2 separate regions of the Homo sapiens genome follow, and region 2 is linked to region 1. The links are chromatin loops, found by intact Hi-C in ENCODE. Cell type or tissue: natural killer cell. All regions are shown on one strand.

Evidence for each region. Hi-C counts contacts between places; a loop is a spot of excess contacts. Peaks named below come from ENCODE experiments on the same cell type or tissue, not always from the same donor. Only the 100,000 strongest peaks of a DNase experiment are listed, where the experiment ranks them.
Region 2: a loop joins it to region 1, with 5 times the contacts of the local background. A loop is called at or near these places in 11 of 110 quality-filtered maps.

The regions. Positions count from the first base shown.
Region 1 is chr17:47,697,757-47,700,256 of GRCh38, reverse strand. It overlaps TBKBP1 (TBK1 binding protein 1), which reads right to left. Exons shown (of 10, transcript NM_001394755.1): 5 at 1,482-1,662; 6 at 762-937; 7 at 560-621. Among named protein-coding and RNA genes, the nearest start is that of TBKBP1, 4.8 kb to the right of the region's middle. In natural killer cell, CTCF peaks have their summits at 1,113 and 1,312; DNase peaks (open chromatin) are centred at 583, 1,236 and 2,156; H3K4me3 peaks cover 1,024 bases; H3K27ac peaks cover 799 bases.
Region 2 is chr17:47,775,284-47,777,783 of GRCh38, reverse strand. No RefSeq gene overlaps it. Among named protein-coding and RNA genes, the nearest start is that of TBX21, 43 kb to the right of the region's middle. In natural killer cell, a CTCF peak has its summit at 1,028 (motif pointing left); a DNase peak (open chromatin) is centred at 993.

The DNA of each region.
Region 1 (2,500 bases):
AGCACTTTGGGAGGCCGAGGCGGGCGGATCACAAGGTCAGGAGATCGAGACCATCCTGGCTAACGCAGTGAAACCCCATCTCTACTAAAAATACAAAAAAAAATTAGCCAGGCGTAGTGGCGAGCGCCTGTAGTCCTAGCTACTCAGGAGGCTGAGGCAGGAGAATGGCGTGAACCAGGACGCGGAGCTTGCAGTGAGCCGAGATTGCGCCACTGCACTCAAGCCTGGGTGACAGAGCAAGACTCCGTCTCAAAAAAAAAAAAAAAATTAGCTAGGCATGGTGGTGCATGCCTGTAATCCCAGCTACTCGGGAGGCTGAGGCAGGAGAATTGCTTGAACCCGAGAGGCAGAGGTTGCGGTGAGCCAAGATCACGCCATTGCACTCCAGCCTGGGCAACAAGAGCGAAACTCCATCTCAAAAAAAAAAAAAAAGAACCCCACCTCCTTCCTATGAAGGATGCACACAGAGCAACAGCAGCCCAGACACCACACCCCTGAGGGCTGGGAGGGGAGGTCTCCCAAACATCACGGAGGGACCAGGGTTACCAATGTGACTTACTGATCATCCCCAACTCTTTTCACCCACGCCATGTCTCGCTCCGACTGGTTGGAGGCCAGATCCTAAGGAAGAAGATGAAGAGGTCAGAGCCCAAGCTCACCCCTGCCAGGGCCCTTGTCTACAGTTCCCTGGGCCAGTCTGCACACAGTGGGGAAGGCCCAGCCCTGGACCTCCAGAAGCTGTTCCAGGCCCCTGCATTTACCTGGGCCCGGGTCTCCTGCAGCTGCTTCAGCTCCCCCTGCAGCCGCTCGCACTCGGCCTGGAGCTGCTCCTCCCGGAGCTGAGCCCCCCGGGCCTCTCCCTGCGCGGCCTCCAAAGCCTCTTCTAGCCGCCGCCGCTCCAGGTCACTCACACTGGGTGTGGAGCCCGGCCAGCCTGCTGTCGGTGGACAGGACAACGTCAGGCGAGCTCAGCTGCCTCCTCCAGCTCCCAGAGCCAGAGTGAAACAGGAGGATGCAGCATGGGGACTCCAAGAGAGAAGCCAGGACAGCTAGCCAAGGAGGGATGACTGCGACAAGGGCAGCGAGGAAAGATGGGCTGAGCCGCATTTCTAATTTTCCTGGAGGCCAGGAAAAAAATAAGATGGGCTCTTGAAGGCTTTACTGGCCAGACTCAAGTCTAGAGCATCTGCAAGGGCCTCTCCTAGTCACAGCCAGAGACGGGGCGGGGGGACTCTGGGTGGGGGCGCCCTCTGCTGGCAGGCACAGGAATTGCAACGAGGTGATCAGGAATGACCGAGTTAGAAGGGGAGAAATTAGGGTAACAGTGGGTGAGGTGAGGGGACAGCAGGTAAGGGAGGATGGGATGATTATGGAGAAATAGATTATATTACAAATGGGATGGTAAGTAAGTGCGAGGTGTCTAGGAATGTTGAAATGGGGGTTGGGGACTAGGAGGTAAGTCGGGGTCACTGAGATCTCACCATGACTCAAGCCAGATCCCCCTCTCAGTGCCAGGTAGTGCAGGTCTAAATCAGTGCAGGGAGGGGCGGGGGCTGGCGGTGGGCTCAGGTTGGAGAAGGCTGCATCCTGGAGGCCTTGCTGTTGCCGCAGCTGCTGCTCCAAACCACAGATCTGACGCAGGTGCGTCTCCACCAGGGCCCTCTGGAGAGAGAGACAGAGGGGAGGGTCTGCACAGGCCCAGGACTTCCCCATGTCTGGAGAGTCATCACCCCAGACTACAGCAGAGGCCCCAGGTCACACATCCCAAGCCCACTCTCCAAGTGGCTGTGAGTGCAAAGTCTCCTCTCAGCCACCGCAATGCAGCTGTTGCGGGCTGTTGCCCCTGGCGAGGTCAAGTTAATGCCCCTGCTCTGTCATTAACACACAGGGACACTTAAAAGAACACTCAGCCCCCTGTTTGGAGGCCAGCCCCCCTCAGGAGCATCAGAACTTCCATTTGCATACATGACAAGAGCTTCTGGACTTCACCCACCTGATCCATAAAATGGGGATAACAGTCCCACACTCACCTCTTAGGGTTGTTTTGAGAATTAAAATGAGCTAGTGTATGCCAGGTGAAAAGAACAGTGCCTGGCACACCCCGAGTGCCACATAAATATCTATGATTATGAAGGCAAAGCATCTATACATGAATGCCCCATCACCCTCACCACAACCTGGTGAGGGTGTTAATATTTGCCCCACTTTTCAGAGGAGGGATGGAGGCTAAGTGACTTAACTGAGGTCATAGCTTAGGGTTGGCTGAGACCATGTCTCCTGATTTTTTTTTTTTTTTTTTTTTTTTTTGGAGACAGGGTCTGGCTATGTCACCCAGGCTGGAGTGCAGTGGCTTGATCTTGGCTCACCAAAGCTTCGATCTCCTGGGCTAAAGCGATCCTCCCACCTCAGCCTCCTGAGTAGCTGGGACCACAGGTGTGCACCACCACACCTGGCTAACTTCTTTTTTGTATTTTTTGTAGAGATGGGGTTTCACTATGTT
Region 2 (2,500 bases), 78 kb before region 1:
TTGCTGGGGCTGGATGGTGTCATATCCTTCCTTACAGATGAGGAACCTGAACCTCAGCGGGGCGATGACAGTGCATGACAGAGCAGGCCTAGAACCCAGGCCTCCTGAAGAATTCAGTGCTCTTTCCTCTGCCCCTCACTCCCTCTACGCATGTGAGAGCTGGGAAAGGAGGGTGAGGGGTCAGGAGTGACTCCGCTACGTCTGGATCCCTGCGGGCTGCATCCCCACAGAGCCCAGCTTCAGGGAGGTGGCCTGGGCCTGCATTGTAGGGAGGGAGGGTTGCGTGACCTCTCTTCTGATCTTCCACCTTCTCTCCCGCTTCCTAGGTACACGCCAGAGCAGTGGCGTCCCTTGTCACTCATGAGTTCTCTGCTGAATTGGGCAGTGGGCCTAATCACCACCCTGTTCTCACCCCAATCCTCACCCTCTCTGCAGGACACAGGGATGTCTCCCATCTCCCCACCTCACTCCCATCCCACTAACAACTCTCTCCCAAAAACCAGAGGTGAGGGCCAGAGCTAGACCCACATGACCTAGCCCAGACCATGGTCAGGCTCAGGTAGCTGGGGAGGCAGGAGTGGTTGGGGAGAGGTCTGTGGCTGCTTAGGGGCCAGATCACTATGAGGGCCCAGTGGGTGAGGCTGGTGGAGGGGCCTGACTCCCAGGGGTGGGCGTGGGGGAGGGAACAGGCATAGTTTTCCACAGAGAATGTGACTTTCCCTCTCCCCAGTGTCCTGGGGGACAGGGCTAAAGGTTGGGGATATCTGTGTCTCTGCGGGATAAGAGGTGGTGTGTATTGGGGTGCACACAGCCTGAGTTAGGAGATGCTTCTATATGGGTCATTTGCCATCACTAGGCGGCACCTTCAGCCATCATCACACATTTGTGGCCTGATTCTCACTGACCTGCTTCGATAGATACCCAAGTAGAAGAAAAGGCAATGAGTCCTACGAGGCTCTTCATCATAGTGAAGTGGGTGCTTTGGGGAGATTGGGGAGCCCTCTTGTGGATGCTTGAGGAATTTCACTATGTCTTTTCCATCTTCCATGCACAGTCATGCACCGCATAATATTTGTCAAGAATGGACCGCATAAATGACAGTCGTCCCATAAGATTATAATATGGTATTTTTACTGTGCATTTTATATGTTTAGATACACAAATACTTACCATTGTGTTACAATTGCCTACAGTATTCAGTGCAGTAACATGCTGTACACGTTTGTAGCCTAGGAGCAATAGGCTATGCCGCATAGCCTAGGTGTGAAGTGGGCTATACCATCCGGGTTTGTGGAAGTACACTCTGATGTTCCCACCACAATGAAATCACCTAACGACGCATCCCTACCCGTCATTAAGGGACACATGACTGCAGTTTCATAACCATTTCCATCCCACCCCCACTCTGCTCATGGGCCCATTGAGTGGTCTCTTTATTAAGGACAAAAAGAATTCATGGGTCCCAAGATTAAGTTTCAACACAGGAAACCCTATTATTGTATATATAAGCAACTAATAGCAGTCATTATGTGCTTTAGAAATAACTCTTCTTCCTCACAAGCTACCCTGTGAGGTAACTACTTTTATCATCCCTATTTTACAGATGAGGAAATTGTGGGACAGAGAAGTTAGGTGACTTGCCTAAAGCTGCACAGCTACTCTGGATTCCAGATTCTCTGCTGTTAAGCACTCCACTATACTGCCTCCCACTGGTGTGGGAAGGCTCATACAGTAACACAGTCACAGCCAGGGACTTGAGTGCATGCAACAGAGAGAATTTTCCCAGTCCTCTTCTCTGACTTCCCCAAAGCTCCTCCAGCACCTCCCCAGGATGTCTCTGTCCTGACACATGAATGGAGGGTCAGGAGACCTCCTAGAACCTCCCCTCTCTTTTTGTCACATCTGGTGGTGGAAAATGAGGGAGGAGACTGGGCTGCTCAAAGCTCAGAGACTCTCAGGGAGAATCAGGGTACTCTAAGTTAAATGGACCCATCATCAACTGTACCAGAAGCCAGTGTAGACACGGGCTAGTCCGATGAGGTCCACAGTGTCTTTCTGCTCTCCACCCTCTTGGCATGGAGTGGGTCCTGATGGATGATCATAAGACTTGCCTCTCTTCTGAAACCTGAAACCTGGGGGTGTGCAGGGTCAGAAGAACTCCCTTTCCACCATTTTATAGAGAAGGAAATGAAGTCTCTTCCCAAGACCAGTCACAACATGTGTTTGTTGACAATATACTATGAGTGCTGGGAGACAGGGCTACAAAGGCAGATAAAGAACATGCCTCTGCCCTTGAGGGACCCTGCATAGTAGAGGAAGGACAGATGAGTAAGCAATGACTGTGATTTCATGTGATGGGTTTGCAGTGGGGGGTGATTACTGCAGAAAAGGGGGCTGAACTATGCTTGGGTGGGGCAGGAAAGGCTTTTGAGGAGATGCCCTTGGGATTGGTCTTGGAGGGTGGGTCAGGATTAATCAGCTAGGATAAGAGCATCAATGT